4 separate regions of the Homo sapiens genome follow, and regions 1, 2 and 3 are each linked to region 4. A link is a contact called in ENCODE Hi-C or POLR2A ChIA-PET data. All regions are on one chromosome and are shown on one strand. Each heading gives the region's core, a stretch centred on a gene start or an enhancer-like site at or near the end of the contact. The rest is flanking DNA. Distances are from core to core; before and after follow the strand shown. Region 1 holds the start of NPL (N-acetylneuraminate pyruvate lyase). Region 2 has its middle 9.7 kb from the start of LINC01686. Region 3 holds the start of RGS16 (regulator of G protein signaling 16). Region 4 holds the start of STX6 (syntaxin 6).

Region 1 (6,588 bases), core at 3,486-5,985, 1.8 Mb before region 4:
TACAAAGAACTTCTCTCCTTTTTGGTTGAATGAGAACTGATCCCCTCAAGGCCCCAAATGATAGTTACCCATTCTCAGTCATTGGCGTGATGGTTGCAGCCACAAGACCCTGAAGTTTCTTCTTTGGGAAGGCCATTGAGCTGCTGGTAGGTCTGGAAAACATACAATGTAATTTCTCTCTTTCTTCAAGGAATGTCAATGATAAAACTCCCAGGCAAAGTCCATTTCTAGTTTAGAACTGTAAAATGTGCTTACAAGTACACAAACACACAGAGCAAGTACAAGATGGTAAAATTTTAGTGCTTAATTCTATTGAGGAGGAAACTTTAAGACAGGAGAGGGTAGACTTGAGAAAATACTACGTGGACAGTCTCCCATTTTAGCTATACAGATGATGGAAGCAATCTAACACCTCAAAGGATAGAGGTTAACAGCAGCAGACCCAAGAAAGAGCTTGAACCTAACTCAGGTAAGTAAAACATACAGTGAATTATAGTCATGCCTCAGTATACACAGAAGATCAGTTCCAGGACCTTCGTGTATACCAAAATCCATGCCTACTCAAGTCACACAGTCAGCCCCAAGCCTGGCATATGAGAATTCTGCATCCTGCAAATACTGATTTTCTATCCGTATTTGGTTGAAAAAAATCTGTGTAAATGGACCTGCACACTTCAAATCAACGTAATTCAAGGGTCAACTGTACTATTACTTAAACTGAAATATGGTCATAAAAGGGGACATTTTCTCTTTCCATTGTCTTCATTCTTAGAATCTCACCTAAAACAAGCCTGTCTTAAGGTTTCATCATGATTTACATAACTACCTTCAGATTTACCTATCTTTTTATATCCTAATTTTGCCCAGTTTTGTCCAGTTTTCCTAGTTCTAGTTAACCATGTAGACTGCATATTCACCTCCCTCTTCCCCACTACAGCAGGCTCCCAGGACAGGGATGTTTCATTTGCCTTTGCTCTCTGCAGTGAGCCCTCTGCTTGACACCAGGTGTTCAATTCAAGAGCGAAGAATATGTGGGTGACTGAACGAGGTGTTCAGACTGTGACTGGATGATGGCTTCCACAGATGGGTAGCGCACTGCTGGAAGAGTCCAACTCACACCACTCATTTGGGGCCAAAGGATCTCTCACCATCTGGCAGAGAGTGTACCTGCCCATAATCAGTGTAAAAGACTCTGGATGGGCCACAAGAAGCAACAGAGCAGACTGGTTAACAGCCTCAGTTCCATAGGCAGACCACCTGGTTCAACTCACAGCTCTGACATTTGCTAGTTCTAGAAGCATTATTGTTTTTTGAGCTATAAGACATAAAAAGCCACAAATGCAATTTCAGACCACAAATTTAATGTCTAACAATTGAAAATGAAAATAAAATATAATCAGATAGTATTTGATGACAATTCTACAAAAGATAGTGGTCTTGTAGCAAATAAAGTGATGTCTGTAGGTGACCAACAAGAAGGGTTATGCTATAGTTCTGACATTACTGGCACATTCAAAAATGCAATGCCCACTATACTTAAATCTAACCCACATAATGTAGTACTTAGTTATAAGCTATCTTGTTTTGTTTGCTCTTCTAATTGTTCATCTTATCTTCCCAAATAGGAGAATAAACTTCTGAAGTACAGAGACCATATCTTCTATTTTTCTTCCCCAAGAGTCTTGGCTCAGGTAAGCCCTTGAGAAACACTGACTGTTTTCAGTAGAAAGACAACACGATACTTTCCTTGCAAACAGACATGTTCTCAGCAAGAGTTGCTCCTAAAATCAAGACCAAGTCCTGCATGTAGCTTTGCTCTGTATTTCCTAGTTCAAACATGAGACTAAAAGCAGATTGGAAGTTTAGAAAGATGAATCCAATAACCTGGCCCATGGGAAAACACAAGATAATAAATCATAAGATGTGGCTCTAATCACTCTTTGAGCTTCATGTGACCACCCTCAGTACAATAAGCAGGCCACTTAGCCTCTGAGCCTTAAAGGCCCATAACCTAAGCCATCTCCCCACTGGAGGGATGTTTAAGTATCAAAGGAGATTGATGCTATGCCTGCTGTATATCTTCACCTAGCACTCCCACAAACATCTCAACTTAACATGCCCAAAGGGACCTGCCATCTCCTTTGTTCCTTACTGTAGAGGGGTGAGAGGGCCAGCTCTGGAGTCAGACCTCATGGATCTGCATCCTGGCTCCACCACTTACCAGGTAGGTGACCTTGAGCCCATTAAGTAACCTCTTTCTGCTTCAGTTTCCCCTTCTGTAAATGAGGATAATAGTAATTATATTTCATAGGGTTGAGAGAATTAAATGAACTAATTCATGTAAAGTGATTAACAACAATGCTAGGCACATAGTGAGTACGTGTTCAGTGCTCTCCATGAAGTCTTGCCTGATGTGTATAGGACAGTAGAAAATACTATCATGCCCTTACCAGCATCATCTTCCCAGTCATCTCTGCTCTGCTAGTGCCTCCTTTCCAACACTCACTACTCTTGTCTATTTAGGGACTAAGTCATTTCAATTCTGTTATCTTCTTCCCCTGCTATTCCTCCTTTCGCCTTTATAATTTTTCCCTTCGTTACCTCTTATCTAGACAAATAGGCAAAACCCCAGGTCCACAGGGCCCAAGAAGGTTCAAGTGATAAGAGTCCTGAGAGCTTGAGTCAGCATTAAACACCTCCTAAATCCAACACTACTAGGCTGTTCAGGCTAAATAAAACTCCGTAGTCTTGTGCTTTTGCCTGCATTTATTTGATACTAAGGACGGTAACACTGATGTTCTTAGAATCATCAGAAGCTCAAATTGGCAGTTTTATATGTCTTTAATGGAAAGAAATAAAACTAATTACCACAAATGTAGTTTGATTAGTTCAAAAATTCAAAACAAGGGGCCGTTGGGAGTGTAGGATAGGGGTTAGGAATCACTGTCCTAATCCCTCTTCTCTTCTTCAATCCACACCAGCTGTCAGATTAATCTTCCAGTAACACCAGCATTTCTGGTCTTGTCTTTGTCCTGTTTAGAAAATGCCAGTAGGCTAAAGAACCAGCTCCCTGGGGTCTGGGTCTCTATTGAAATCTTCGTGCCTGCACTATACTTGCCCAGCTGAACAAACTGTTTGCTGTTCCTCCTATCTACCTTTCACTGTCTGTCTGCTTGCCTTTGTTCCTGTGGTTCTCTCACTTCAATCTCTTCGGTCTGATCAACTTTTAAAGCTCACTTTATCCATTCCAGCAGGTATAGCTTAAAAACAAAAACAAACAAAAACCAAAAAACCTCTCATTTTAAAAACCAGGGGATTTCCTGATACCCCAGCCGAAAATAATTTCTTAAACCTCAGAATTCCCCCAAACAGTGGCTTTTCATTAAAAACCTTACATCAGAGTTATTAAGCAGGGTGGTTTTGGCTCCTCTCCTAGACTGTCTGCCATCTGGGGGCAATGGCAGCTTGGAAAATTTCTTTGCACAGATAACTACACTACGTAAAAGTTTGCTGCCTTTGCAAACTTTGAAACGCCTACAGGAAGAAATGGGATAAAAACGACTTTGGCCGGGCGCGGTGGCTCAAGCCTGTAATCCCAGCACTTTGGGAGGCCGAGGTGGGCGGATCACCTGAGGTCAGGAGTTCGAGACCAGCCTGGCCAACATGGCCAAACCCCGTCTCTACTAAAAATACAAAATTAGCCGGGCGTGGTGGCGGGAGCCTGTAGTCCCAGCTACTCGGGAGGCTGAGGCAGGAGAATGGCGTGAACCTGGGAGGTGGAGCTTGCAGTGAGCCGAGATAGCGCCACTGCAGTCCGGCCTGGGCGACAAGAGCGAGACTCCGTCTCAAAAACAACAACAACAACAACAACAACAACAACAACAACAACAACAAAAGACTTTAACAGAGAATGATCAGTATTTTTAAGATTCAAGTTTTTAATAAACTTGGGAATGTTATGCTTTGAAGCATAACAGATAATTATCATTATTTTTAAGATTCAAGTTTTAGATAAACTTGGGAATGTTATGCTTTGAAGTTTTCAGAGCTCGTAGCTAAAGCGAATAGCTCAAATGTTCTCCAGCCTAAGGCTTAATGTGAATTTAGATTATTACTGAAACATTGGGAGGGGGTATTACTCTTGAAATCTTATACCTCCATCCACAGATAAGAACACTCAGTGCAAAGAATTAAAGCTGCCTAAGTCAAATTCTTTTTTAAATGGCAAAGTTGTTTTTTTAAGAGACAGAAAGTGAGGGCAGAATGTACCTCTGGGCAGAGAATATCTTGAGGGACAGGTACTCGGAGAAGAGGAGATACAAATAGGGATTTTTAAAAAAGCAGAAAACCACCAATTTCTCCTCAAGTGAAGGGGGGATGTATCAGGTTTAACTTTAAGCTCTCTTCTGCTCAATTGCTAACTCTATTTTGAGGAAAGGACCTTTGGAGACCCGGCAGATATGCTGTCTGCAAACAATCCGGGGGAGTAAGTTCTTCTGCCCCCGTCTGTCCCTACACTTTTCGCATTCACACCTTCCCCAGATCCGTTTCCCAGCGTATCTGCCTTCCCTCTTTCCTCCGGGTCCGTCAACGTCTCACCCACCCGCGAGTCAGGCCCCAGCGCCCCTCCGCCCGAACGCCCAGGTCGTCGGGCCGTCTGCGTCCGTCTGTCCTAGCCCGTGCCGTCGCGGGCCGCGCTCACCCAGGCCTCCGCTCTTGTCCGTGCAGCCGCTCCGCCCGGCAGCCGCCGCCGCGCTTTATATCCGCGGCCGCCCGGCTCGGGCCCACGTGCCGCCACGCCAGGGAGCCTGGGGGTTGTAGTTCTGCGCCGCCGCCCGCGAGGCGCGCCCGGAACCGCTGGCCCGGAAACCCCGAAACGTTTTGCACACTGGAGTCTGCTCTTCCCCGGGTGTCACCTGAACAACATGGGCTGAAGTGACTCCGGCGCAGCGCCCCGGCTCCCCGAGGATCGGAAGCATCCGAACTGGCGGCCGGGTGCCCGAGAGCACGCGGCTCACCCGCGCCACGCCGAGTGCAAACCTCCCCCTGCCTCGTCTGCACGCCAGTCCTTCCCGCGTGCGGGCACCTCCTGGGCTCCGCTGCGTCTTAATTTTCCTTCTCTTGCGCAGGGCTCTGCAATCCCCACTATCTCGTGGTTCTGCGTTGTGAGGTTTGGGCTGCTGTTTCCGAGGCGTACGGAGAATCCCAACTGCCCATCGGCGTTCAGGTCTCTTCGGGTTGACGCCGCTGCACCAGCCCTGCAGACTCTCGTGTTAAAGAGAGATGAGCGAATTTTAAAGTGAATTATCTACTCATACGGGAGCTTTCCTGGCTTCTTTTGGAGAACATTTGAAAGAGTTTTGAAAGGGAAAATTATTTTTAACCCAACCGCCTCTACTTTCAGGAGTATCAGGAGTCTTATTCTAGGATCATGTACTGTGTGAATAAATCAGGAACAGAGCCAGAGACAAGTCCTCAGTTTTCTCTTGCTGATGTGATTCCACCTCAATTTTCCATAAAAGGCGATGGCTGATGCTTATTATTACATTTAGAGAAACTAAATTGTTCAAAGGGCTTTCTAGTTTGCAAAGTGCTTTTAAATGTATTCTAATAGTTCTTTCGTTGCACAGAGCACCAGAGATAATAGCTAATAAGTACTGTGTTCAGTGCTTACTCAGCCTGCACCGTTCTAGCTGTTTTAACATTTAATTCATAAAATAATCCCATTGGTGGGTCCTGTTTTATAAATGTATATATTACAGATGAGCAAGGATCATTCCATTTTACAGATCAGAAACAGGTTTAAAGAGTTGAAGTAATTTGCCAAAAGCCATAGAGCTGGTTAAGCTGTGGTTTGATTTCAAGTAGTCCAGAAGCTTGTGCTTTTAACACTATGTTATCCTACAGGAAAAAAAAATACAAAAAGAAAAGAAAAAGAAAAACCCTTAGTTACATGAAGCAAGTTCTCCTAAGGCTGCAGCATGGTTTTTGTTTTGGTTTGGTTTTTGTAATATTAACAAGAATATTATATCCTAATGGTACAATGAAAGTTTTTTTTTTTTTTGGAAAGTCACAGTTTAATAAGTGCAAAATTAAGTATGTCAGTACCCAAAAGGTATAGGTCATTAGGCTTAACATTGTCAACCAACAAACCAATATTCTAAATGCATGAACTAACTACTTTTTGTATAAATATGGTAGTGCAAAGTAATTCCTTATAATAATTTGTTAGTGTCTACCAAGAAGCAGATGCTAAGATGGGATTAGATGTGCAAGAAACTTACTGGGGGAGGGATTTGGAGCAGACAGGAGCAGCCTGCAGACTGATGTAGGGCTGACATCTGTGGAACAAAAGATGGAAGAAAGGAGCATGGAGTAGGGAGAGTCTCACTGCATTCTTACAGTATCCACTCTGTGCCGTTATGAAACTCAGAGCCTATACTGTGAAGTGTTGGGGAGACGTTGTTTTAAAATATGGTAAATGCAGTGATAGACTGTACAGAGATATTACAGGAACACTGAGCTCTAATCTGGGCTGAAGGGGGTGGTGTGTGTGTGTGTGTGTGTGTGTGTGTGTGTGAAGAGGCA
Region 2 (7,004 bases), core at 3,772-6,271, 1.6 Mb before region 4:
ACAAAAACTGATAAATTATACTACCTCAAAAATGAAAATTTCCACTTATCATGTAATACTGTTAAAATAAATAGGGAAGCCAGATTGGGAGAAGATATTTGCAATATATGTATCTGACAATAGACGTGTGTCAAGAATATGTAAAGAATTCCTACAACTCAATAGAAAACAAACAAAATACAATTTTCAAATTAATCAAAAGACTTAAACACACACTTCACAAAATAATATACATGAATGCCAATAAACCAAATCAAAACCTGGTGAACACCATCACTTGTTAGGAGAATGCAAATCAGATAATTTGCCAAAAGTTTGCTTTGTAAACAGTGGTGCCAGAATTGGAAACAGCCTGTGCCCTTCTCTGTTCCATGGATCTCCAAGTACATTTTCCTATTTTAGTTATACAATGTTTTTCATATCCCTTCTCTGCCTCCAAATTATTTTTATCTACAGTACTAAAGCCATGAGGAGACAGCTAGATTTCCATAGATGTCAATGGTTATGTAATTCTTCACTTACGGCCCTGGAGGCCTCTTTTCTAAGTTCACAAATGACATATTAATATTTCTCTTTGCTAGGGAGTAATCTCCCAGTGAGCTGCAGTTACTGCCCTCTGTAAATATGAAACACACATTACTATTAGTGTATTACCATAATGGTTCTCTCCTGCCCATAAACAGCCGCACATGTGAAATATAAATGGCAACCAAAAAGAGTGCTAAGGGGCCCCTGCTCAGAGCTGTAAGAGGGTCTTCCAGGGACTAGGGACCATTAGGAAAAATAATGCCAAAAACCACAGTGAAGTTCTACTATGTATCCACTAGAATATGTAAAATGAAAATCCAGCTAACAAAAGGGGGTTGGTAAGGCTGTAGCATGACTGCAATTCTTATATAGTGCTGGTGTAAATGTAAAATGGTACAAAGCACTTTATAAGGCAGCTTGATAGTTTCTTATAAATCTAAATATATACCTTCCGTATGGCCCAGCTACTCCACTCACAGGTCTAAAAACATATGTCCACAAAAAGACATATCTGCAAATGTTCATCACAGCTTTATTCACAATAGGCAAAAACTTGAAACAACACAAGCAAGCAAGACAATGAATAAGAAATTGTGGAATTCTACTCAGCAATGGAAAAAGACGCACTACTGATAAATGCACCAACTCAGATGAATCTCAATAACATGCAGCGTGCAAGAAGCCAGATGCAGAAAGACTGCATTCTGTATCAAAGTCTAGAACAGGCAAACTAATCTATGTTTTAAAAACATCAGGAAAGTAGATGCCTGGTTGGGGACAGGGTGGCAGTGGGAAATCGGAAGAGGGTACAAGGGAACTATCTGGGATGATGGGAATGTTCCATGTATCAATATTGAGGTAGGTTACATGAATGAATGCATTTGTCAGAACTTCCTGAATTAAAACTGTTAAGATCCCAGCATTTTGCTTTCTGTAAATTACATCTCAATATGAAATGTTAGGCAATGACATTCTGGAAAATAAAACTGTAGATGGTAAAAAGATCACTGATTGCCAGAGGCTTTGGAGGGTGGAATAGACAGAGCACAGAGGATTTTTAGGGCAGAGAGATGACTCTGTGTGATACTGTGATGTGGATGCATGTCATTATACATTGTCCAAACTTGTAGAACACAGGGCACCAAGAGTGAACTCTAACGTAAACTATGGACTCTGGGTGATAAGGATGTGCCAATGCAGCTTTCTCTGTTGTAACAAATGTACCCCTCTGCTGGGGGATACTGATAGTGAGGGAGGCTGTGCATGTATAGAGGCTAGGAATCTATGGGAATCTCTGTACCTTCTCCTCAATTTTGCTGTGAACCTAAAACTGCTCTAAAAAATAAAGCCTAACTTTAAAACATATTAGGCAAATAAATCACTAGATTCCTATTTCAAGAAGGCAGAGTTGAGTCCTTTCTGTACCCTTCTTTCTTAAAAACAATGGGCAAACAATTAGAATAAGAAACAGCAAAATAAACTTTAGCTTGTGAAACTAGAATAACATCTGTAACCCACATGAAGACAGACAGCAGAGGGAGGAATGACAAATGACTCACCAGAGAGGATGGAAGCCAAACCTGATCCCAGAGGGTGAGCAGGGAAGGGTGGGGTGGGGGTTAACTGACAAGGGGCAAGTTCTTCGCCTCAAGAGTCCCTGAAAGGCTCAGGTACTAGAGGAATCAGCAGGAAGGTGGGCAAGAGGGATGCTGATGGAAGCAGGACTGTTTCAGAGCCTGCTGAGAAGGGTTCACTTTACCCTTCCCTCCACTTCCCTAAGATACCATCTGTATAAACCCACAGATTCCTTCTCCTTTTCCTTTTCTGTAAACCTGAACCCTTCTAAAGGCTTTAGGTCTGGGAAATCCAAAGCCAGGAAGATCTGCAGGCTACTTTTGTTTTTCTACTCTGTACAATACTTGCCTGACAAAATAAGGTGCAGAGTCAGCTATTTGCTTGAATGAAGGGAAATAGGAAATTTTAGGTAGAAAACACACACAGACACAGACAGACACACACATACATTAATATTGCCAAATATCATCTAGCTACTTATACAGAAATATTTTATGGCTTGTTTATTATCCATTTTTTAGTATTATACCTTATGCAGTATTTCCACCTTAAATAAATCTGGGGGGTAGAGCAGACACAATTATTCCCTACCATAGTGCAGATAAGGGGAATTGAGGCACACAAAGGTTATATGACTTGTCTAAGGTCAAACAACATGTTGCTGTCTAACCAGAACAACAGTCCTGGACTCTGGGCTCCAAGATCAGTATTTCAGCATTCAATGATGAGTGCTTATTGCTCTTCAAAAATATGGGCAGACAGACAAAAAAGAAGAGAGAGAATATACTATATGATTCCATTTATATACAACTCTAAAAAATGCAAACTAATCCATAGTGACAGAAAGCAGATCAGTGGTTGCCTGGGGCTAGGAGGGTGGGGAGGAGGGGAGCAGGGATTACACAGAGGCATGAGAGACTTTCGGGATAGTGGATGCGCCCACTCTTTTGATTGTGATGATTTCACTAGGTGTTTGCCTATGTCAAAACTTGTCAAGTTGTCCACTTCAACCATGTTAACTGTATGTTGATTATCCCTCACTAAAGCTATTTTAAAAAATATGGGCATAAATGACTCACTTGCTGGGCCTCCCTGCAATAATCATTTCCACCTTTTTAACATTTACAGAACATCCAAATACATGCTAGACATATAGAGGGGATATATGCAGAGGGGTACAATATCCCCCTGCCTTCATGGGGAAAATGCTTAAAAGAGAGGGTTTCAAACAGGGAAGTAAAGAGAACAAACATTTACCGAACATCAAACATATTATCTTTTTCAATCTTCACTAAACTCTACATGACGGATATTATCATCATATCCATTTTCCTGGTAAGGAAATTCTCAAGCCAGTAATAGCTGGGGTTTGAGGGAGCCAGTAACTAACACCTCTGCTTTTCACTCACTTCCTGAGTTCAGAACCCTTTGACACAGGAGTCAGATACCTGATGATGAAAACGTCAGCTTTATTACAGAAAAAGCTGGTTTTGAGGGCTTGGCTAAGAGCCACATGCTGCCAAATGGGTGTGCTAACAGATTCTCCTGAATTGAACTTAATTCTCAAACTGCAGACTTCCTCTCAGGCTCCACTAAACTTACCATAGAGTAGGAATTGTGGGTCTCCTGGGGACAGGCCACTCCTGAAGAGAAGTGAGTATGTCTGGTTCCTTTTTCTAAACTCACCAAGCAATGAGTTGCTACTTCTATGGGTAGGGCTTACTAGATTTAGGGGGAAAGTTGGGGAGAGAAGTCACAATTATAACTTTAGGGCAACCCCTTCTCATGAAAACATAGGAATCAAAAAGAAGTGTTGCCCTGAAAGGTTAAGTGGGATTCAGACCCAGATTCATGTTCTAAAGCAGTTATTACATCCATGGTTTTCATTCTAAAAATTTTGTGCAAACTAATTTATGTGCACCGAGTCCTAAATTAAATGGACTACAGGACATTGGATTTGAAGGAACACAGTGGTGAACTTTTTGCTAATGGGTGACTTTTTATATTCTTTCATTCATTTAAATAGTTTTTGTGCACCTATCCTGCAATAGGCCCTGAGCCCATCACTAGGCAGGCCAGGATAAATGTCCTGGCCTCTCCCTGTCCTCAGGGAGCTGGAGGACTCATCAGCCATCTCCAAGTTTCAGCTCTGGCCTCAGCTTTCTTTTTCAGCATATCTTCTGTTGACTGATTCCTTTTGTGCCTGCTATAACCAACAAACAGGATTTCTCCTTGAGGCCTCAACACATAACACCCCACTCCCTTTCTCATCCCTTGACTTTACTTATACTGTTTCCTATACCTGGAATCCAATTCAGTTAAGCAAACATTTTTGAGCATCTGCTGTGTTAGAGCTGTGAGAGGTAGAGCTACAAAAAGGAATAATATCTAGCTACAGTATCCTGTAAAGCTTGGCCTTTAAATGTTTAAATCCTATCCATCCTTCAAGGTCCACTTCCTCCATGAAGTCTTCTTAGGTTCCTCAATCAGCTGTAATCACTGGTATTTGCCTCAATTGTAGCTTTGAATGATGCTTTCACCTGCTGACCGAGGACTCCTCAGCCACCTGTACCTAAGGGAGCACAATGGGAATACCCCATAGTTCCATGACTCACCTCTATAGCCGCGTCCCTGAAAAATCGAGTCTTTCATTCCCATGCCTAAAATGTTGCTGCCCAGCATACAATGGGCAGGAAAGGACACAATCAATGGATGGCAAAGACCACCACTTACTTGGCCTCTCCCTATACCTTGCTTGGCTACCTCCCCCCGAGTTCACCTTTGCCTCAGTGGCAAAGGAAGACCCTCCTGTTGCCATGGCTACTGGTCCTCTCCCCATACCACTCTCCTGACCTCCCACCACATCCCCTGCACTTCAAGCTTGAATGCGCCTCAGCTGCAGATGCTCTCACCTCCCCCTCCAGTCCAGGACCTCAGCCTTTCCGGTCCTTCCTTTCATTCCTTCCCACAGTCCTAACCCTTCGCTAGGAAGCCAGAGCTGCTCTGTCCTGGGCCCAGAGCCAGGTTATATTTTGATGCAACCCTAGGGACTCTTTGGGGTTTTTTTCCAGGTTTAGACTTATCGAACATCTTGCCAGACCAGGGAATATAGTCAGATTTCTTTTTCTGCTGCCTATACAGGAAGGAGAAGTGGGGGAGTCCCCTTCTATTATTAGAGAAATTTTGGTTTGCAACAGAAATTCAACTCAAACCAGCATGAATAAAAGGGAGTTTTGGTGAGAATACTGGAACACCCCATGGAATCTGTGAGCAGAAACAGTGAGCAGAACCCTAAGGAATGCAGAAGCCCTGACTTTCCTCCTCTTTTCAGTTTCTCTCTGCGTACTACCTTTCTCTTTTCTTGCTGACTGTTCTCTGTTTACCAGTTCACATGGCAAAAAATGGTCAATAGTTCCCACATTTACATCATCAGTCTTAACACAAAGATATGGCCAGGTGTGGTGGCTCACGCCTGTAATCCCAGCACTTTGGGAGGCCGAGGCGGGCGGATCACGAGGTCAGGAGTTCGAGACCAGCCTGGTCAACATGATGAAACCCCGTCTCTACTAAAAATACAAAAAAATTAGCCGGGCATGGTGGCGGACGCCTGTAGTCCCAGCTACTTGGGAGGCTGAGGCAGGAGAATCGCTTGAACCCAGGAGGTGGAGGTTGCAGTGAGCCGAGATCGCACCATTGCACTCCAGCCTGGGGGACAAGAGCCAGACTCTGTCTCAAAAAAAAAAAAAAAAAAAAAAAAAAAAAAAAAAAAAGACACTGAGAGGGAAACCAATCTATCCTTCATCCTGGGGTCCAAAATTCCCAGGTAAGAGACGGATTGGCCCAGGTTAATTTGAATGTGCTCAATCTGGTCAAGGAGGCAAGATCACATTATCAGAGCACAGCATTTCTGCTGCAACCACATGGACACAAGAAGGGAAGGGAAACTTTCTACAGAGGGGTACTGGGGCCAAAATCCAAAAGGTGTCTCCCAGACCCTCTCATGGAGCAAATTTTAACAGCCACCTCTCTAGGAAACTGGTCCCCCTCATTCTACATCTAGCCACCTAGGCGATATTGCTGATAATATGCTATTTACAGTTGTATCTTTTGCACCACTCCCCACCCCTCCTTAATCTCCTGGAGGACAGGGGCATGCTTAGGGTTGTTTGTGCCCTCCAGTGCTTATCCAGTGCCTGCACTCAGCAGGTTCATCTCATGTCTGCTGAGAGAACATGATGTTTACATGTACCAAGAATTGTTCTGGGCCCTTGACACATTAACACATAATCCTTGAAATAACCCTATGAGGTAGGAACATGTGAGGAGGGCGAGGAGGGTATGTAACTTGTCCAAAATCACAGTTAGTCAGTGTCATAGCCAGGATTCAAACCCAGGTGGTCTGGCACTCTGCTCTTAGTTCCTGGCCAGTAGACTTCACCACCTCTCCATCTGTGTTTGGTGAGTTTCTAGCTTAATCCTCAGGTTTTCTCAAGAGAGCCAAATCTGTAGATGCACACAGGCAGCGGTGTTTCTGGATAAGAAGGGAAAGTAGGAGTCAGGAGGTACTTGGCTCTTCCAAGATGGAACTGGCTACTCTCTCTTTCATGCCCATACCTTATCTGTGCACAGGTAGCACCTGGAACTTTTTCCTTCACCGATTTGTTTATGTGTCTGTTTTACATACATGACCAGTAGTGTTTGTTTTTAAAATTTATTTAATATAGTCTTATTTTAAATAAAAGTATTGCTGGGCAACTGGTTTTAAGTTGTATATGTAGAAGAAAATAATAAAATTAACTATCTCTTATTCATCTCCCCTCTGCTCCACCTCCCTTTCTCCAGTGAAAACCATTTTCAATGTTAAGGTATTCATCTGGTACTTCCCCTATATTTCTAACTCA
Region 3 (6,467 bases), core at 2,167-4,666, 1.6 Mb before region 4:
GAGGGAAAAGAAGAAACCAGAGAGGACTAATATAGCAGCAAAGCAAGCTGCATGCAATACCCTAAACAGTAATCATTAATCATAGTAAAAGTCATTTCCTACAACCAGGCTGAATTTGGTCAACTTCTCCTACCCAGGAGGAGAGGGTGCCCAAAGTTTTTGTCATGAACCAGTGGGGAAATGTCCCCAGTGATTGCCTATTTCACTTCTGCTGGAGATGATCACTGCCTCCTCATTCAGCTGCTTCAGGATACGCTCTTAAATCTAAAAGTGGCATCCAATTGTGTCCCACAACCCTAAGTGCTTCTGCAGCATTTAATAAATTCCTTAGTCTTTCTGCACCTTTGCTGTACCTGCAAATGATAAGAGCTTTTCCTGTTTCTTTCACTTTCATGCCTCCTCCTACTTCTTCTGCTTTTCACTGGCTACCATGGCTCCATCACTTCTTTTTCAATACTGTCAACCGTCTCTAATCAGCCTCTTCCCTTGACATCTGTTTCTGTGACAAACAATAGTTTCCTTTCACTTTCCCTGCTCCCCACCATGCAGTTCTATTTCCTTAGCTAGATTATAAGGTCCTTGAATTCAGGGAAGAGCCTTAAAAGCTATTGTTTTCCCACCAACTTGGGAATATAGTAAATTCATAAGAAATATGTATTTGTAGATTGATGATTGAATTTGGAGGACCTAAACCACTGTGAGGATCATCTGAGCTAAATCAGAAAAATGGAGGAAGAGTTCTCATTTCTGCTTACCATTATCAGTAGACAAAGATCCCCATCTAGACTTCTGCCTCCATGGAAAGGGTAGTGCTGGGGGCTGGGAGCTGAAGGAGATGAAAGGCAATATGGCTGGGATGCTGTGGGACATTTAATCTTGACTACGGCTTTGCCCAGACTGCTGACCCCAGATGACCCAGGGTGCAGAGCCGTGCCCCCATGCTGCCATCCATTAAAGAGATCACATCTGCTCTGGGAGTGCTGGGCAAAAATGAGGTCAGGTTTTGTCCAAGCCAGTGCAATTCATAAGTGAGCTCAACTTGCTGGATTTACAGCAACTGTCGAGTCATCCTGCATTACCGAAACTGCAGATATGAACCGACCTGCTGGGAAGATAATTTGGGATAAATTGTGAACTTCAAAAAGTTTCTGCCTGGAAACTGAAGAGGTAACCATGGCAACAAAGAGGCAGGTTGAACTTGGAGAGGGCCGTTCATCTAGAGTAGGGAGCTTTGTGCTCTCAGATTTGCTGGTCTGTGCACTGTGCATCAATGCCTTTGTTTTTTTTGCAATGGCGCGATCTCGGCTTACTGCAACCTCTACCTCCTGGGTTCAAGAGATTCTCCTGCCTCAGCCTCCCAAGTAGCTGGGATTACAGGCACCCACCACCATGCCTGGGTATGTTTTTGTATTTTTAGTAGCGACTGGGTTTCGCCATGTTGGCCAGGCTGGTCTCGAACTCCTGACCTCAGGTGATCTGCCCGCCTCAGCCTCCCAAAGTTCTGGGATTACAGGCGTGAGCCACTGCTCCTGGCACCGTTTATTTTGCTTTCTTTATCAGAGCAGGAGAAAGTACTAGCTCAGGAATTGGGAGATAGGATCCAATTTCCAGCTATTTCCTGTTCCAGTACACTTAACTAAGAGTGCCTCAGGTGTACTTAACTAAGAGTGCCTCAGTATACACTGCCTATACTGTATTCCAAGAGGCACAAAAGACTCACTAATTTTCCTTATTGCTAGCAATCCCAGTATCCCTATTAAGTAAAACTGAAAGCTATTATAACATTTATTGACTGCTGACTACATGTTGAGCACTGTCATATAAGCACCTTATATGTTGTCACGGATGCTGTGCGGTGCCACCCAGATCCCGTCTTGGGGACTGTGATCATCATTTCCCAGGGTGTTAGTCTCTCTCCAGGAATTGCTCTTGACAAAGGGCACTGCCTTAAGATTAGGCTGTCTTCTTGGGCAGCTGTATGCAATGAATGGTCTTTATGGGGTTACCAGGGCCTTGTCCTCTTGCTTCAGTGGACAGTTCCAAAGGGCCAGCTGAGCTTCCGGGCATTCCTTGGAACCAGCTGGGGTCTCTGTTGAAATGGCATGGCCTTCAACTCCTCCCTCTGCCCAGACCTGCTTTCTTTACTCCCTCTTAATTCTGATAACTCTCCCCAGTAAACCTCCTGCATGCAAGTGTCTACCCGAGTCTAGTTCCTAGGAACTCAAACTAAGAATTAATTTATTTAGTTCTCACAACCACCTTATGAAATAAGTTGTTCTCTTCGTAGAGACAAGGAAATGGAGGCATAGAAAGGTTAAGCAGTTTGCCTCGTCTCCCATCAGTAGCCAGTTAACAGTGAACGTGGCCTTCCTGCAGCTGGGTCTTCAGCAGGTCACCTGGCAGAGCCATGACTTGAAACCTGAAAATCTAACTCTAGACCCTGTACTTTTAACCTCACATACAGCCTCTTAATAGCAATCCCAATGCCTTTATGGGAAGATGAGGTGAGAGGAAGGGCATTTATTACCTTTATGTCAGAGATGGAGACAATAAGGTATTAACTGCTTAAACCCAGGATCGTCCACAGGTATAGCCGTGACCGGGTACTAACCTTTGTGTGTGTGTGTGGTGTGTGTGTGTGTGTGTGTGTGTGTGTGTGCAATGGAAAAAGAATGGCAAATTCACATTTGAATTTTGGAGCCAACACTTACTAGCTGCACATCTTTGAGCAAGTTATTTAATAACTAAGACTTTGAGCAAGTCTTACTTATGTGCCTAGCACATAGTAGGTGTTCAATAAACTACTCATCCCTATTCCACTTTTCTGTCATCTCCAACTGTGATCTTGGACAAGTTTATTTAGCTTTCTGATTCTCGATTTCTTCATCTATAAAATGGAGATGATGATGAAGAGCTTACTTAGCCCCGTGTCCATCATGGTAAGAGCCTCGTAAAGGGTACTTATCAGTATAATCAGATGCTGTTTTGCCCAGGTTTGCACCCTGTGCGCCTGTCCTCAGGACCCAGCAGGCTCAGACTTGCCTGCGATCAAAGAAAGCCCTGTGTGCCTCCCAGACCCACCACCCCCGTGCAAACTCTCTCAACACGACACCGCTGCGTGACTTTCCTGCTGTTACTAGAGGTCGGCAGGTACTTTTCCCTAGGAAACTGGGTGTGCACGTCTCATCCCCGTGCCAATTCTCTTGCCGCTTTTCCTTCCACACGCGGCGTCCTCTGGGCGGAGGGTGCAGCTCCGCGTGCTCCAGCTGCCGCGAAAGTTGCACCCGGCCCAGTCTGGCTGCGGGCCCCGCCTCCGCCTTCTCAGCGCCCAGCCCCACCCTCCGATTGGTCAGCAGTGCCCAGCCCCGCCCCGCTCCTCCGAGGGGATTTAAAGCAGCGGCCGCTCAGTCTGGGCGCTTGCAGGCTGCTAAACCCAACCGCAGTTGACTAGCACCTGCTACCGCGCCTTTGCTTCCTGGCGCACGCGGAGCCTCCTGGAGCCTGCCACCATCCTGCCTACTACGTGCTGCCCTGCGCCCGCAGCCATGTGCCGCACCCTGGCCGCCTTCCCCACCACCTGCCTGGAGAGGTAAGGGGAGGTTGTCCAACTGCTTGGGGGAAGTCCCACCAACTCTTAGGGAGTGGAGCGGCAGGCCTGGGGACCTGGGTGGGCGCGGGGATGGGGCGCTAGAGGCTTGAGTAGAGAGGTAGAAGCGCACTTGATGCCACGTGCTCAGATTCCAGGAGCAGGGAGAAAGCAAGGGGAAGGGAAGCAAGGGCCCGCGGCTTGCTGCCATCCCCATCCTCTGACAAACTGCAGTCGTGCTCAGGTGACCTGCTGAAGACCCGGCTGCGGGAAGGCCACGTTGACATTTCCAGGCAGCACTGAGCCTGCCCATTTCTTAAGCATTTGTTTTTCATTCCTCAGACCAGAGCTAGGGGCATTGCCTCCTCTGCCCCTGGAAGACAGGGAGATTTTTTTTTTTTTGGTGGGGTGTGTGGGGGTGGGGGCTCCCACTGTTGAGGGTGTGTCCATATTCCAGAGAGCTACTCAACAGCTTCCAATCCTTACTGGCTGGGAAGGAAAAAGTAAAGATGAAGGCAGGAATCAGTTTCCCACACAGTTCAGAAATACTTCTGAAAAGAATGCTGAGTTCTTTTCTGAATCAACAGGCACGAAGAGAGATCAGTGTGACTTTAGGGAAAAGCCCATATATGCAGCGTGTGTATTACCCAGAAAGTGTAAGACCTACCACAGCATAGCTCAAACATTGCTTTTGTTGCTTTGGGGTTGATGATGCTGATAAGAGAAGCACTCTTGGCCTGGGGACAGCCAAGAGTTTCCAGGAACTCTTGAGGCTAAAGTTTGGGTGGCACCACCCAGAGCTCTTCTGGGACCCATAAACCTCTCCACACTGGCTGAGCAAATGAGAGAATGCTTTCATGTTCCTGATTTGTTTTTCAGAGCCAAAGAGTTCAAGACACGTCTGGGGATCTTTCTTCACAAATCAGAGCTGGGCTGCGATACTGGGAGTACTGGCAAGTTCGAGTGGGGCAGTAAACACAGCAAAGAGAAGTAAGTGTTGCTGACCAGCTCAGGGCTCCGAGAGGGAAGGGAGTGGGAAGGGAGTCATGAGGAGGGAAATACAGGGAGAAGCCAGGACACGCTAAGTGGACCTTGGCAACACCTCCCTAGAGATTTTAGTGGGACTTGTTGCTGGTCTGTTATGACTACTTGGCTCATGGGTGAGTGGGTAGGTGGCTCCAGGGCTCCAAGTCCATCCACGGATGAGGGCACACAGGGCATGAATGCCTAGTTCCCAGACTCTCCCACCTCGGGATTCATTGCACGTGCATCCAGGGCTAGGACAGAATCCAAGACCACTTGAAGTTTTCTAGTATGCACCTTGCCTAGAAACTCTTTCATATTGGCTATCAACTGTACCAAACTCTGGAGTTATGTGTAGATGTAATCTCTATTTATGAGGACCTTATTTCCTTGGGAAGGTGTACAAAACAAATCTTTGAGAGTCAGGGGAATTGAAATAATTTTTGGACAGAGACGAGACAGGCTTAGAGATATTGACTGAGGACTAAAGAGTCCCTGGCTTTGATTTCTGGTTGCTGAATTGTGCTCTAGAAAGCACTACTGCTTACCCTAAGTCCAACTAAGAGTTTGAGGTGTCAGCTTCAGCAATCACCAAGCAAGCCTTTCTGTGAATTTTATGCAGTTTTCCATCAGAGTTCTGGCTAGAATTTGTACTATGCTTTGGTTTGTTGATTTTTTTTCTTACTCTTTTTTTTTCTTTTTGTCTTTTAGTAGAAACTTCTCAGAAGATGTGCTGGGGTGGAGAGAGTCGTTCGACCTGCTGCTGAGCAGTAAAAGTGAGTAGGAGCCTTTTGTGTCTGTCTCTGGGTGGCACATGTGTACTCATGTGCTTTGGAGCCAGCCCCAGGACTGCTGAGAGCCTGGGCAGAATAATAGTAGTAGTAATAATAATAATAATGATCCCCTAGTGTGCCAGCCTCTATTCAACATATAAAGGCAGGTCATTGTTCAAGAAAATTATGTTCTAAAAATAGAGCCATTAATTGCAATTGCTTTCCTTTCTTCTTGTATTCCCTGCTGTCCCTCCAGCTGACCTATTTCCTCTTCTTTCCCGCAACCCCAGATGGAGTGGCTGCCTTCCACGCTTTCCTGAAGACAGAGTTCAGTGAGGAGAACCTGGAGTTCTGGCTGGCCTGTGAGGAGTTCAAGAAGATCCGATCAGCTACCAAGCTGGCCTCCAGGGCACACCAGATCTTTGAGGAGTTCATTTGCAGTGAGGCCCCTAAAGAGGTTAGAGCCCCCATATGCCCAGTGAATCCTCACGACCCTGCCTGCTCCTTCCCCTCTGAGAATCAGGGCTAGAGGGGAGGAAGGGCTAGGTGTAGAGGTAGAAGGGCCTTACTTGGCACAGGGGTGACTGGGCTTCTGTGACCAGAGACTAGGAAAGCCAGGCCCAGTGCCACTCCTGGGTGCTTAACCCTAAGACTCATGATGGGGCAGGATGTGTTGGCAGGTTTTTCGGCTTCTGTCCATACCCACCTTTATAAACCCATCCGTTTTTAGAGGCTCAAAACACTTAGCAACTGGGGAGACAAGGTCAGCACAGGGACCTTATGTAACCTGGCTCAGTCCCCAGGCTGACCTGCCTGAGGCCTGCTGGTCTGTGGTCTGTGATTTTTTTGTCTACCTTCTCTCCTGGCCGCTAAACGCATGGCAGCTGCATTTGCTAAAGAACACAGCGCCACCTGGTGGAAAGATAAGAGTAATGCCTTACTTTTGTACCTTATTTTTGTTTTCTGACCGCTGATTGATTCCACATAATTCTGTAAAGGTGTATTGAGCCCCAATTATATTCAAGACACTGTTACAGTCACTGTGTATGTCACAGTGAGCCACACAAAGTCCCTTACCTAATGAA
Region 4 (6,464 bases), core at 2,242-4,741:
GTCAAACTCTGTCCCCCAAGACAACCACTGTTTTGATTTTTTATTCCCTGAGAAATTTAAATTATTCTTTTGGGTTGGGGGTGGGGTAGGGGTGGGGGTGTGGGAAGAGATGGGTTTTTGCTGAGTATTCTTCCCAACCTATTGTTTATGCCAGGACGTGGGTCCTATTAAATGAAAAAAAAAAAAAAGAAAGAAAGAAAGAACCTCCTTTGTTTCTCCTTGCATTTTAGCCATAGCTTCCCTTTCCTTGTGGGCAGTGGAGGCCAAGGTCTAGTTTGAGAGAGGGTAAAGGAGGGTGACACATTAAAGAAAGGAACACCTACACACACACACACACATACACACATTTTATATCTTGACACTCCACTATCTCCATTGTTGGTGCTTTTTCTAATCCCCTAATTATGGGAACCCAAGCCTCTGTCCTCTATCTTCTATTACTACTTATAAAACTCTGGCCTGTCATATGTGGTCCAATTAAGAAATTCATGGAACAGATAATAAGAGGCCGTGTCAGGCACTTAGGTGATAATAACATTAACATAGTATCCTGTCCCTCCAGGAGTTTACTGTTTGGTGGGGATAAATGACATGCTAACAGCTAATTTACATTCACCCTAAATCAAATCCTCCTCTTGTGTTCTCTTTCTTGATGGTTGGAACCAACACTACCCATTTACAACCCCAGAAGCCTTCCTCCCTCTTCTTTCATCAATTCCCCCATACCCTGAACCAATCAGTCACCAAGTATACTAACTTTGCCTCTAAAGTATGTCTCAAATGCATCACTCTTCTCCACCTTAGTTGTCACAAGCCCAGCTCAGGATACCCTCATCCCTCCTCTGGACCATAACCTCCTAGCCACTGAAGCATCTGTCTCAAATGCCAATCTGACCCTGTCAATTCCCTCAGTCCCCATGGGGAACTGTCCATAGGAAGCGTCCACTATTCTGAACATTACAAACAAGGGCCCTGATAATCTGACCCTGTCCACCTCCAGGCTTAGCTCCTGCTGCCCCCATCCTTTTCCTTCTACTCCAGCAACATGGCCCCCTTCTCCTGGCTGCTTCTAGTCACTGCTTAGGAACCCCCTGCCCCAGCCCCGAAAACACACAAATATACTGGTATCTTGTCGCTGTGTTTCTATGGCAACCTGTGCCCTTCTCTCACTGTGTGTCTCTCCCACCAGTCTGTCTCTCCCACCAGTCTGACAGTTCCTTGAAGGCAAGAACCAAGCCTTGTTCATGCCTGTGTCTCAGTGCTTAGCACACAGTAGGAGCACAACATGTGTCAGGCACTGTTTTAAGCACTTTTCACACATCACCTCATGACACTCTATAAGGAAGCTGTTATTACGGTGTCTATTTCACAGTTGAGGATAGTGAGAGATGAAGCGGCTTGCCTGAGATGCAACAGTCAGGAAGCAGCAGAACTCAAGCAATCAGACTCCAAGGATGGTCTTCAACACCATGCTCACCTACCCCTCAATTTACATGTGCTTGTTGAATGAATGAACGATGACACGTTTTCACCTCCCCAGCTAAGTAAATTAAACAGTTCTCTCCCAATAAACATTAGCAATCACTAGTATTGGACACTGCTTCCTTTCCCCACATCTGCCTTCCATCATTCGCTCCTCCAGGGATTTTGGCTTTCACCCCTCTCTTCTCTCCCCTCCTGAAACCCATTCAGCCCCTCATCATGTCTAGGTGTTTAGTCTTGTTTTCCTTTTGAAACATCTGTCAGATTCACTCCTTCTCTGTTCTCAATCGCTGTCATCCTGGTCTGGACCTCATCCCTTCAGGCCACATGACTTTAGCAGCGTCCTTACTGGTTTTCCTGACTTCAGTAACTTAGTCCTTTGGGATCTTGAGGTTTACACACATTTTTATTTAACCATCACAACAACCCATGAACTAGCTATTATTATTTATGTTTTATAGATGAGGAACTGAATGATAGAGCCAAGGTTTAAACGGGGTTTGTGTTGCTCCAAGGACTGTGCCAGCTCCAGACTGGTGACCTTGGGCAAGTCACTTAACCTCCGAGTCTCAGATTTCTCATTTATAAAATGGGCATGATAGCAGTAATTATCACATTGTAAGAGCAACTGAGATAACACTTAACATCCTGCCTGACACACACACACAGTAAGTGCTCAATGATTTTCAGCAATCAAAGTCCACAATCCCCATCCACAAATTTCATAGCATATCTAGCATATGAGTTGGTTAATGGTTCTGGGCAAAATGTTTTCTCGAATAGCTCTTGAACCACAGTGAGAGGAAGTTGTCATACCTGGCCCCTTCTTTATTCCTCGAAGGTGTGCTCTCCTGGGAAGCACCATATGCTGTATGAAAAATTACTTTACATGGTTATTTGCAGAATGTACAGCAACAGAAAGTACACCCCATCTGGTGGAAAGTGCACAGAATCTGCAGTTCTGCCCTGTCCAGGCTGTGTGACTACAGGAAGTCTTCAAGCCTCTCTGAACTTATTTTCTTATCTACAAAATGAGAAAAATGGATGGTGTGGTGGCTCACGCCCATAATCCCACCACTTTGGGAGGCAGAGGCAGGAGGATCATGTGAGCTCAGGTGTTCAAGGCCAGCCTAGGAAATATACTGAGAGCCCCATCTCTATAAAAAATTTAAAAATTAGCCGGGCGTGGTGGCGCTCACCTGTAGTCCCAGCTACTCGGGAGGCTGAGGCCGGAGGATCGCTTGAGCCCAGGAGGTCAAGGGTGCAGTGAGCTGTGATTGTGCCACTACACTCCAGCCAGGGTGACAGAGAGAGACCCTGCCCCCCAAAAAGGGGGAGGGGGGAATAATACTTTCCCCCAAAGGATACTGAGATGATGCATACACAACCTTTAGCACACTGTCCAACACAAAGCAAGACCTACTTAAAGGATCTGTGTAACATTATAATCAGATACTATGCTTCATTTTAAGTCGAGGACCAGATAGATTTATAAATTACATACTGTCAAAATTAAGTATTAAAAGTAGAGGAAAGGTAAGAGGATTTTGCAAATCAGGTACAACTACAGCTTATCCTGAAAAGCCGACTGCCTAGTTCTGAGGGAACAAGCCACTCCTCACCCTCAAGCTTGAGGAGAGGGCTGTAGAAGCCCGCCCACCTCCACCGCCCCGAGGGCTCCGCCTCCAGGGCCGAGGGACGCAGGCGTAAGCCCCGCCCACTGGGGGGGGGGGGAGAGAGAGAGAGAGAGAGAGAGAGAGAGAGAGAGAGAGAGGAGAGAGAGGAGAGAGAGGAGAGAGAGGAGAGAGAGGAGAGAGAGGAGAGAGAGGAGAGAGAGAGAGAGAGAGAGATATATGCCCTGGTCACGTGAGCGGGGTGCGGAAGTCGTGTTTCAGGCGGCGTTCGTGATTGGCCGCGGCCGAGGGTCCCGGGGGTGGGGTCAGGCCCTCCGACGCTTCGGGAGGAGCCGGGACTGGAGGCTGCCGAGGGGGCCGGCGCCCGAGTCCGGGATTCGGCCAGTGGTGCTGAGCGAGTGCTGGACCAGCGGCCGTCCTGTGCACCTGGCCTGTGCGCGTGCCCGCTGCTCGGCTTCACCCAGACTAAGGCGCGGGCAGCTGCGGGAACAGGCGGGGTGGGCGGAGGGAGACCGGGAGGCACGGGCGCCCTGTGCGCGGAGGAGGTGAAGGCGGCCGGGGCCGGGACGCCATGTCCATGGAGGACCCCTTCTTTGTGGTGAAAGGGTGAGTGTCGGCCGAGCGCTCCACCGGAGGAAGAGGTGGCGGTGCTGCCTGCCCGCACCTCCTAGGTCTTCTCGCAGTGGGGGGAGGGGAGGCAAGTTGGAGCTGGGGAGGGGGAACAGTGGAGACGGCTTAGTCTTGAGGGCCATGACCAAGCGTCAAGAGACGTTCCCTCCATCCCTACCTGGACCGTGAAGCCACTGTCCCCAGCCAAGCCCCTGGTGGTGGGGGGCCCTTTTTGGCCTGTGTGCTGCGGTACAATTTATTTGGGGGCCGAGGGGCTCAGCAGCTCTGCAGGTGGGGAAGGAGACACGCGGGTCCTGGCGCACACTGGCCGTCTAGTCGAGCATGGGATCTTGCTTCGAAGGAGCGAAAACAGCATCTGGGCAGGAAAAGGGAAATGGCCCTCCTGAGCTTTGTAGTTCGCGTTGACGGGGGTGAGCTCCATTGTCCATTGAGTTTGGAGCGCTTGTCCGCAGACTGGCGAGACCACAACAAGCCCAGAGGCGTCTGAGCACGTTTGCTGGGAGGGAGGCGGGGGCGGGGGCCGTTCTGGGAGGCTGGGGAGCAGGGCACCGGAAGACAATTCAATGGGGGAGTTTTTACTGAGTAATGTGAGGAGAGGAAAGCAGTCGTTCATACTCAGTGATGATTTGGAAGGAAAACAAAATGAAACAAGCCAAACCAAACTTTCCTCAGCTTTCTATTAGCAACCGGAATTTTCTCACAGTGCTAAAGGAAATGAGTGTTGCTTGTTAACTCCTTGATTTCATCCAGGTTGTTTGACAGGTTTCTCCTATTTCTTCTGCCTTTCAGAATAGAAAGGACTGCCTTCTGTTCCCTTACAAGCTATCCTAGCTCATCTTTGATTGCTCGATTGTTTCTTTGGAGATAGAGTCTTCAACTGCACTTTGTAATATCCACTTCGTAGCCATTAAACACATGCAAGAAGATCAATTCTGATGTAACTTTTAGTTTCTTATTAGAAACTTGTCAGTTTTCTGTTTTAAATGTCAAACATGAAAAATCTGAAAACTGCAAAGTTCCCAGGTCAGTACTGATCACCACAGAATGTCCCTTGCTTTTTACTAGTTGCTGCTAGCTTCCTATTTCTGTAGTGGTGCAAGCTGGCCGTTGTATAGTCAAGTGTTGTAGAAAATTTAAATGGTATTTTAGGTGAAATACTTTATCGATTATGCAGTAAAATACATTTATACTACTTCTTAATATTTCCCTGGAAAGTTTTTTTTCTTCACCTTACTCTAATTTAGATGGGAAAATGCTGAGTTGTAAATTTACTGGTAATATGTGTATCCCTACCTAGAAAATGTGATATTTATTAGAAGGATTGATTTAGGGGTTAATTTTTAAAATAGATGTTTTTTCCTTGATTGAAAGTTCTTAATGCTTAGGTTGGCAAAGGTTATCTCTGGCGGTAGAGATCAGAGATGATCAGAAATTTTTTGTTTGACTTTTTATGGAATTTGTCAAAAGCCTAAATTCTTCTGTCTTGGCATTTTTTTTTCTTGATGGTATCCTATACAGTCTACTAATGCTTGCTCACTGATTAAATATCACTACTTTATCGGAACATTGGCTTGGAGGGAGTTTTGATTGATTTTTACATCATTTTAGCTCCTATCTTTAAGGTTCTTGAAGGAAAAGAGATTCTCAGTTCCTTCTGCTGTGGAAAGGTAAAGTCACCCATGAAGGTGTATCCAGATTTTTGGGGAGTCATGTACCTGTGTTTATTAAAAGTATCAAAAATGCATTACACAGCATGCAAAAATTAAAGGTGCCTAAATTATGGCCCTTAGCCTAGGAGCTTCTGGTCTAATCTGAGAAACAAATTACCCCAAAATTAAATAGAAATGACAGGTGGCAAATGAATGAGTGTTGAAGTGAATGCTACAGATAAGTGCCTCAGGAGTTCAGAGAAAGGTAACTCCTTGGGAATTGTTAGGATTAGGAGAGCTTTTGGAGGCAGTAGTGTATCTTGAATTAGGTTTTGAAGATGGGCAGAATTTAGATAATCAGGCCTGTCTCTCTTACCTGGATGCTTATCAGAGTCTTTTTAATTGTTCTTCCTGCTTCTGGTCTCATTTCCTCTTTCAGCTGTCCTGGGATCTATTGGATCATTGCTGTCCAATAGAAGTATAATGCCAGCCATGTATGTCATTTTACATTTTCTAGTAGCCGCAGTAAAATATAAAGGAACAGGTGAAATTAATTCTAATGTAATCTCTAATACATTCAAAATATTCAACATGTGATTAAAGATTATTGATGAGATATTTTACTTTTGTACTAAGTCTTCTAAATCTGATACATATTTTACACTTACTGCACATTTAAATTTGGACATTAAATTTTCATCAGAAATAATTGATCTGTATTTAAAGTTCATTAAATACATTTTTTTTTTTTGAGACAGAGTCTTGTTCTGTTGCCCAGACTGGAGTGCAGTGGTGCAATCACGGCTCACTGCAACCTCTGCCTCCCAGGTTCAAGCGATTCTTGCACCTCAGCCTCCTGAGTAGCTGGGACTATAGGTGTGTACCACCTCACCTGGCTAATTTTTGTATTTTTAGGACTATGGGCAGGGCACCCGCCACCACGCCCGGCTAATTTTTTGTATTTTTTAGTAGAGACGGGGTTTCACCATGTTAGCCAGGATGGTCTCGATCTCCTGACCTTGTGATCCACCTGTCTCGGCCTCCCAAAGTGCTGTGATTACAGGCGTGA

Evidence for each region. A loop is a pair of places that touch in the nucleus more often than their neighbours do. ChIA-PET counts read pairs that join two places held with the same protein, here RNA polymerase II (POLR2A). Pooled maps may share reads with other maps.
Region 1: a pooled map shows a loop between it and region 4 (7-fold over the local background). The contact joins the promoter of NPL here to the promoter of STX6 in region 4. A Hi-C loop is called at or near these places in 5 of 50 pooled maps.
Region 2: a map with no recorded cell type shows a loop between it and region 4 (12-fold over the local background). The contact joins the enhancer-like site here to the promoter of STX6 in region 4. A Hi-C loop is called at or near these places in 3 of 37 single-sample maps with no recorded cell type and 8 of 50 pooled maps. POLR2A ChIA-PET finds 5 or more read pairs at or near these places in 1 of 52 experiments (WTC11).
Region 3: a pooled map shows a loop between it and region 4 (3-fold over the local background). The contact joins the promoter of RGS16 here to the promoter of STX6 in region 4. A Hi-C loop is called at or near these places in 2 of 37 single-sample maps with no recorded cell type and 8 of 50 pooled maps. POLR2A ChIA-PET finds 5 or more read pairs at or near these places in 1 of 52 experiments (WTC11).

What each region holds. Positions count from the first base shown.
Region 1 is chr1:182,787,920-182,794,507 of GRCh38, reverse strand. It overlaps NPL (N-acetylneuraminate pyruvate lyase), which reads right to left and starts at 4,735. Exons shown (of 13, transcript NM_030769.3): 1 at 4,703-4,735; 2 at 2,222-2,276; 3 at 69-152. The coding sequence starts at 136. RefSeq lists an enhancer at 4,582-5,082.
Region 2 is chr1:182,621,385-182,628,388 of GRCh38, reverse strand. No RefSeq gene overlaps it. Among named protein-coding and RNA genes, the nearest start is that of LINC01686, 9.7 kb to the right of the region's middle. RefSeq lists an enhancer at 5,512-5,571. Within about 2 kb of position 5,021, at least 4 of the 41 ENCODE cell types and tissues checked have a DNase peak (open chromatin) inside an H3K27ac peak, as active enhancers do.
Region 3 is chr1:182,601,338-182,607,804 of GRCh38, reverse strand. It overlaps RGS16 (regulator of G protein signaling 16), which reads left to right and starts at 3,416. Exons shown (of 5, transcript NM_002928.4): 1 at 3,416-3,589; 2 at 4,466-4,576; 3 at 5,321-5,385; 4 at 5,673-5,839. The coding sequence starts at 3,546. RefSeq lists enhancers at 3,102-3,181, 3,652-3,701, 3,792-3,851, 6,272-6,321 and a silencer at 5,902-5,961.
Region 4 is chr1:181,019,897-181,026,360 of GRCh38, reverse strand. STX6 (syntaxin 6) reads left to right here and starts at 3,491. Exons shown (of 8, transcript NM_005819.6): 1 at 3,491-3,722. The coding sequence starts at 3,688. RefSeq lists silencers at 3,210-3,309, 3,430-3,559 and an enhancer at 2,968-3,751.